2 separate regions of the Homo sapiens genome follow, and region 1 is linked to region 2. The links are chromatin loops, found by intact Hi-C in ENCODE. Cell type or tissue: B cell. All regions are shown on one strand. Links, peaks and the distances in the headings refer to the core of each region. The heading gives the core; the rest is flanking DNA.

Region 1 (2,921 bases), core at 303-2,802, 75 kb before region 2:
TTTATTCAAGAAATTAATGCAAATTTTGCCTTCTAAGTAATTTTACAGCCATGTGAGTTTTAGTATGGTGAGGATGTTTTAAATTGCAACTGTAGCTCTAGGATTGTTTATCCTATGGCTTTTCAGATCCCTGGCACACTTCTTCATCCCCCTGAGGATAGCCTACATGTCAGGCTGAGATGGGAGGTTAATGGATTTTAAAGTCTGCTGCCTTAACGTGACAACTCATAGTGTTGAAACTCGGTTTTGACAGCTTATGCAAGTAGAGGGGGAAAAAGCAAGCATTTTGCTAAAAATAGCAATTGGAGAGGAAGTGCCTGAGCAAGATAAATCAAAGATTTTCCTTCTGTGATCATTATATCTTTCACAAATCCTGAGCAGACATCACACCTTGTCTGTATCCCACATTGCACCATGTATCTAAGTTTCATCTCTCAACTGTGATTGATAAACTCACTAAAGAAAGGTACCGTGCCTCATAATTTTTTGAAGACCTTACTGTTAGCAAAACAATTTTCCATGAATATATGGCTAATACAATTAAGGAATTATTTATGATAAGGATGTTTGCTGTTTACTCCAGTACTCAAGAGTTATGCTAGCAATACACAACGACCTTCGAATCAAAACCACAAGTCTACCCCCAGGAAGCATATGAATCTTCAAGCTTGCAAAAATCACTCTGATCTCCTGCAAAAGTCTCTGGGAGGAAGGTGAATTTAGGAAGCAAGAGGGGAAAGATGTAAAGTCAAACATCTGCAAACAAATGACTTTGTTTAAGAGAATAAGAAAAAAATGACCAGAACATGCTACATACCACCTTTTATGTTAAACATTTACCTGCAAAAATCAAAAATAGATTTTAATCATTCTCTATTGTGGTTTAATGCCCAGGTCCCTTTTTGTGTAAGAAACAGTTGACTTTCAGTTCAAGAATACCCTCCTGCTTCCTGGACAGGGTTGTGAGAGTTTAATTTTCCTAACCCTCCCTGGGAACAAGCCACATGCCTCTGAACAATGTTTCCTGGCATTTTTGGTGGTCAAAGAGGATTGATGACATTGAAGCATATTCAGTACTCAAAGAACCCAGTCTATTTGCCTAAATTCAAACCAAAAAAAAAATCAGTCTACTGTCAGCACAAATATTTCTTGGGAATATGAGAGGGCTCAATGTTGGTCTCTGCTGATGGCAAATTGAGCACTCAGCAGTGGCTGTAGCCATGTCAGCCTTGGTAAGTGGAAGTCCATGTTGCTGAACCCATGTGTAACCTTCATCCCTGCCACCATGGGCCCATTGGGCCATGACAGGGGTGGCTGGGGAAAGTGGCTGAGTGGTGTCCACAGAACGAGTCATCCTATCTACTTGATTATTAAAATCTTCCTCTGCTGAGGTCACCCTTTGGTGAGCATTCACATGAGATACAAATATCTTCACAATTTTGACCACTCAGAGAGGTCCATCCACATACCTCTTCCCCAAATTTCTTTGTCACCAATTTTCCAATCATGCTTCTTCCAAGTCTCTGACCATCCAGCCAAACCATTTGCTACAGCCCATGAAGCAGTATATAATTGCACATCTGACCACTTCTCCTTCCAAGCAAAGCCCACAACCAGATGCACTGCTCGAACTTCTGCCCACTGGGAAGATTTCCCTTCACCACTGTCCTTCAGGGATGTCCTAGAAAAGGGCTGTAGTGCTGTAGCTGTCCACTTTCAGGTGGTGCCTGTATATCGTGCAGAACCGTCCGTAAACCAGGCCCTAGTTTCTCTTCCTCTATCAACTGATCATAGGGAACTCCCCATGAGGCCATCAGTACAGGCTGGGGGAAAGAAGGCAGGGTGGCAGGAATGGAGACCATGAGCATTTGAGCCACTTCTTCTTGTAACTCACTTGTGCCTTCAGGACCTACTTGAGCCAGATCATGTATATATCACTCCCATTTGATGATGAAATGCTGCTGTGCATACCCAACTTTATGGATAGATAGGCCAGAAAGTACCCAGTTCATGATAGGTAGTTCAGGTCGCATGGTGACTTGATAAGCCATAGTCAAACATTCAATTTCTACCAAAGCCCAGTAACAGGCCAAGAGCTGTCTCTCAAAAGGAGAGTAGTTATCTGCAGAAGATGGCAGGGCCTTGCTCCAAAATCCTAGAGGCCTCTGCTGTAATTCACCTATGGGGGCCTGCCAAAGGCTCCAGACAACATCCCTATCTGCTACTGACACCTCAAGCACCATTGGATCTGCTGGGTCATATGGTCCAAATGGCAGGGCAGCTTGTACAGCAGCCTGGGCCTGTTGCAGAGCTTTCTCTTATTCTGGACCCCACTCAAAACTGGCAGCCTTTCAGGTCACTAGATAGATGGGCCAGAGTAACACACCAAATGAGGAATGTGTTGCCTCCAAAATCCAAATAGGCCCACTAGGCATTGTGCCTCTTTCTTGGGTATAGGAGGGACCAAATGCAGCAACTTATCCTTTACCTTAGAAGGAACATCTTGACAGGTCCCACACCACTGGACCCCTAGAAATTCCGCTGAGGTAGAAGATCTCTGAATTTTAGTTGGATTTATTTTTTTATTTAAAATTTACTGTATTAGTTTCTTCTCACGTTGCTATGAAGAAATACCTGAGACTGAGTTATAAAGGAAAGAGGTTTAATTGACTCACAGTTCCTCACGGCTGCGGAGACCTCAGGAAACTTACAATCATGGTGGAAGGCATGTCTTCATAGGGCGGCAAGAGAGAGACAGTACAAGCAGGGGAAATACCAGACGCTTATAAAACCATCAGATCTCATGAGACTCACTCATTATCACGAGAACAGCATGGCGGAAACCGCCCCCATGATTCGATTACCTCCACCTGTGGATTACAATTCAAGGTGTGATTTGAGTGGGGATGCAGAGGCAAACC
Region 2 (2,921 bases), core at 224-2,723:
CAGCACCAAGATATGGAGGATCCGCCCCCATGATCCGAACACCTCCCACCAGGCCCCACCTCCAGCATCAAGGATTACAAATCAATATGAGATCTGGGCGGGGACACATATCTAAACTGTATCACCCAGCAGTTCTACTCATAGGTATTTGCCCCATCCCGTGCCAAGGAAAGGGAAAACAAAATGTACGGGACCACGAAAAAGAGCTGTGCAAGAATGTTCATAACAGCTTTATTCATAAGCAACAAAACCTGCAAACAACCCAGGTGTTGCTTAATAGGAACACAGAGAAACCAAACATAGGATAGTCATGTAATGGAACAGCACTTGCCAGTGAAAAGCAACAACAAGAAGTCTCAAAAACATTATGCTTAGTGAATGAAAGAAGGCGTCCACAAAAAGAGTGCATACTACACAAAATTCTAGAACAAATAACTCATGTATGGTGGTAAAAGGTCAGAGCAGTGGTAGGCTCTGAGGGAGTGGGCATAGGGATTAACTGGCAAGAGGCATGAGGAAACCTTCTAGGGTGATGATAATGAGCTGTATTTTGATAAGCATTACACAAGCGTATGCTTTTGTCCAAACCCAGTGAATGTGCACTTAAGATTTGTGCATTTCACTGCATGTAAACTTCAGCTGGAAATAAAAAATACTACAAATACTAAACTCTAGTTCATGATGTGCATGCTGAAGTATTTAATGGGATGTACACTGGTATCTCCAGTTTACTTTGAAACGCGTCAGAAACTAAGATGGATTAGTGTATAGAGGGCCAAATAGATGGATAGATACATGTTAAAGGAAGGTTAGTAAAATGTTAATGGTAGAATCTAGGTGGTGTGTAATGGGTGTTCACTGTAAAATTCTTTCAACATTTCCATATGCTTAAAAATCTGTATAATAAAATGTTGGAAAAAGTCCGAAGAAACTAAAACAGTAATGAAGGAAGATTAGCCCTGTATATAGCATGCTGAAACATAAATAAAACCTTAATATTTAACTTAAGTAGACAGAAAGATCAATGGAACATAGTAGAAAATTCAGAAACAGAACCCCCCATATGGAAAGTTAGTATATGTTATAAGTGGCAACTCAGGTCAGAAGAGAAGAAATGGATTATTTAATAGTTTTGAGAGAAATGAGCTGCCTTCTGGAAGAATATATTTGGTTCTATGCCTCACACCTTATGCCAGGATAACTTCCCAAATGATCAAATATTTAAATATATATAAATATGTAGAATTCAGTGATAAATGAAAGAAACCATGGGATAATTCTTCTGTTAATACTAAGGGGGAAAAATCCTTTCAACTATGACCCAAATGCCAGACATGATAACAGACTGAGTAATTCAACCACAAAAACGTCAGAACTCTTCAAGCAAAACCACAATAAGCAAACTCAAAAGACAGGTGGCAAACTGGGGGAAGATTGTGAGATCTCATAAAGTTAATTTCTCTAATAAACAAGTAGCTTATGGCTACAATGAAAGAAAAAGATGGAAAACAATACGAACAAATAATTCAACAGAAGACAAATGGTTTTTAGTCCCATACAATTATCCTCAACTACAAACATAATAATGGAAAAAATGGATTGCCATGTAGTTTTAACTTGCATTTCTATTAGAAGTTAAAAAAAAGCCGCAGTGTATAATTCACTTTAAAAAGGAGAGAAACACACACACACACACACACACACACACACACACACACATACACATTACAACACATAAAAATGTGCTCATAGATATTTTTAAAAGCTCCAGAACGTGCATTGCTTATTCAGGGTGACAGGGATGTTTTTTAACAGCTTATCCTTTTATACTTTTTAAATTTTGAACCATGTAAATGGAATACCTAATTTTAAAAATTAGATTTAAGAAAGTGAGAATAATTATATTGCAAACAAAGGCAGCAGCGTGGGAGGCAGCCCAAGCTCCAGCCCAACTCTGCTACTAATTAACTGGGTGAACTTGGGCCAGTCTCTTGGAATCATTGACTATTCTGGCTGCAAAGAATCTCAGAAATATTCTCATTCCACACTTGTTTTATGGAATAGGAAACAGAAGCACAGAATAAATTAAGTGACTTAGCCAATGTCACATGCAGTCAGTTTACTGCAGAGCCAACAAAAGCTGTAGATGTGTCAGTTTCTTCTTAGATAAGATGGGAGTACTGCCATTAAGAAAAGGCAAGCTGCAGAGATGGGGAGAAAATATTTGCAAATCACATAACTGACAAAGGACTTATATCCAGAATATATGTTTTTAACTCTCAAAACTCAACAATAGGAACAAAAATAAAGATGCTTAAGATCATTAGCCATCAGGGATATTCAGATTCCTAAAAACCACAGTGAGATACCACTGTGCATTTTTTAAAATGGCTAAAACTTTAATTTAAAAAACCTGACAATACCAGATTGGAAAGGATATGGAGCAACTAGAACTCTCACGCATTGCTGTTATACAAAATGCAAAATGGTACAACCACTTTAGAAAACAGTTTGGCAGTTTCTCATAAAGTTAAACATACACTTAACCAATACCACATAACCCAGCAATACCACTCCTAGGTACTTATCCAAGAGTGCCAGGCACTCCAGCCTGGGCAATAAGAGCAAAACTCCGTCTCAAAAAAAAAAAAAAAGATTCTTTCACTTTTTAAAAAACAAATAGTAATTAATTCCCAAGGACTAGAACAGGTTTGTATTACATGTGGCACAAAAAATCTTATAATTTTTCTTTAGGAAAGATAAACCTGAATAACTATGAAATTCATAACACAATGACAATGTGGAGAGACAGAAAACCCTGTAAACTTACGTTTACAAAAAAACCTGTACATAAGTGTTTACAGCAGTTTTATTTTTAGTCTTCAAAAGCTAGAAGCAACCCAAATGTTCATCAACTATAG

The links. Hi-C counts contacts between places; a loop is a spot of excess contacts. Peaks named below come from ENCODE experiments on the same cell type or tissue, not always from the same donor. Only the 100,000 strongest peaks of a DNase experiment are listed, where the experiment ranks them.
Region 1: it touches region 2 in a loop (2.3-fold over the local background); 3 of 110 quality-filtered maps call a loop at or near these places.

The regions. Positions count from the first base shown.
Region 1 is chrX:9,089,676-9,092,596 of GRCh38, forward strand. No RefSeq gene overlaps it. Among named protein-coding and RNA genes, the nearest start is that of FAM9B, 57 kb to the left of the region's middle. RefSeq lists an enhancer at 1,773-1,902. In B cell, for the core only: no CTCF peak of the experiment used is centred there; a DNase peak (open chromatin) is centred at 1,806; H3K27me3 peaks cover 237 bases.
Region 2 is chrX:9,164,730-9,167,650 of GRCh38, forward strand. No RefSeq gene overlaps it. Among named protein-coding and RNA genes, the nearest start is that of FAM9B, 130 kb to the left of the region's middle. In B cell, for the core only: no CTCF peak of the experiment used is centred there; a DNase peak (open chromatin) is centred at 1,392.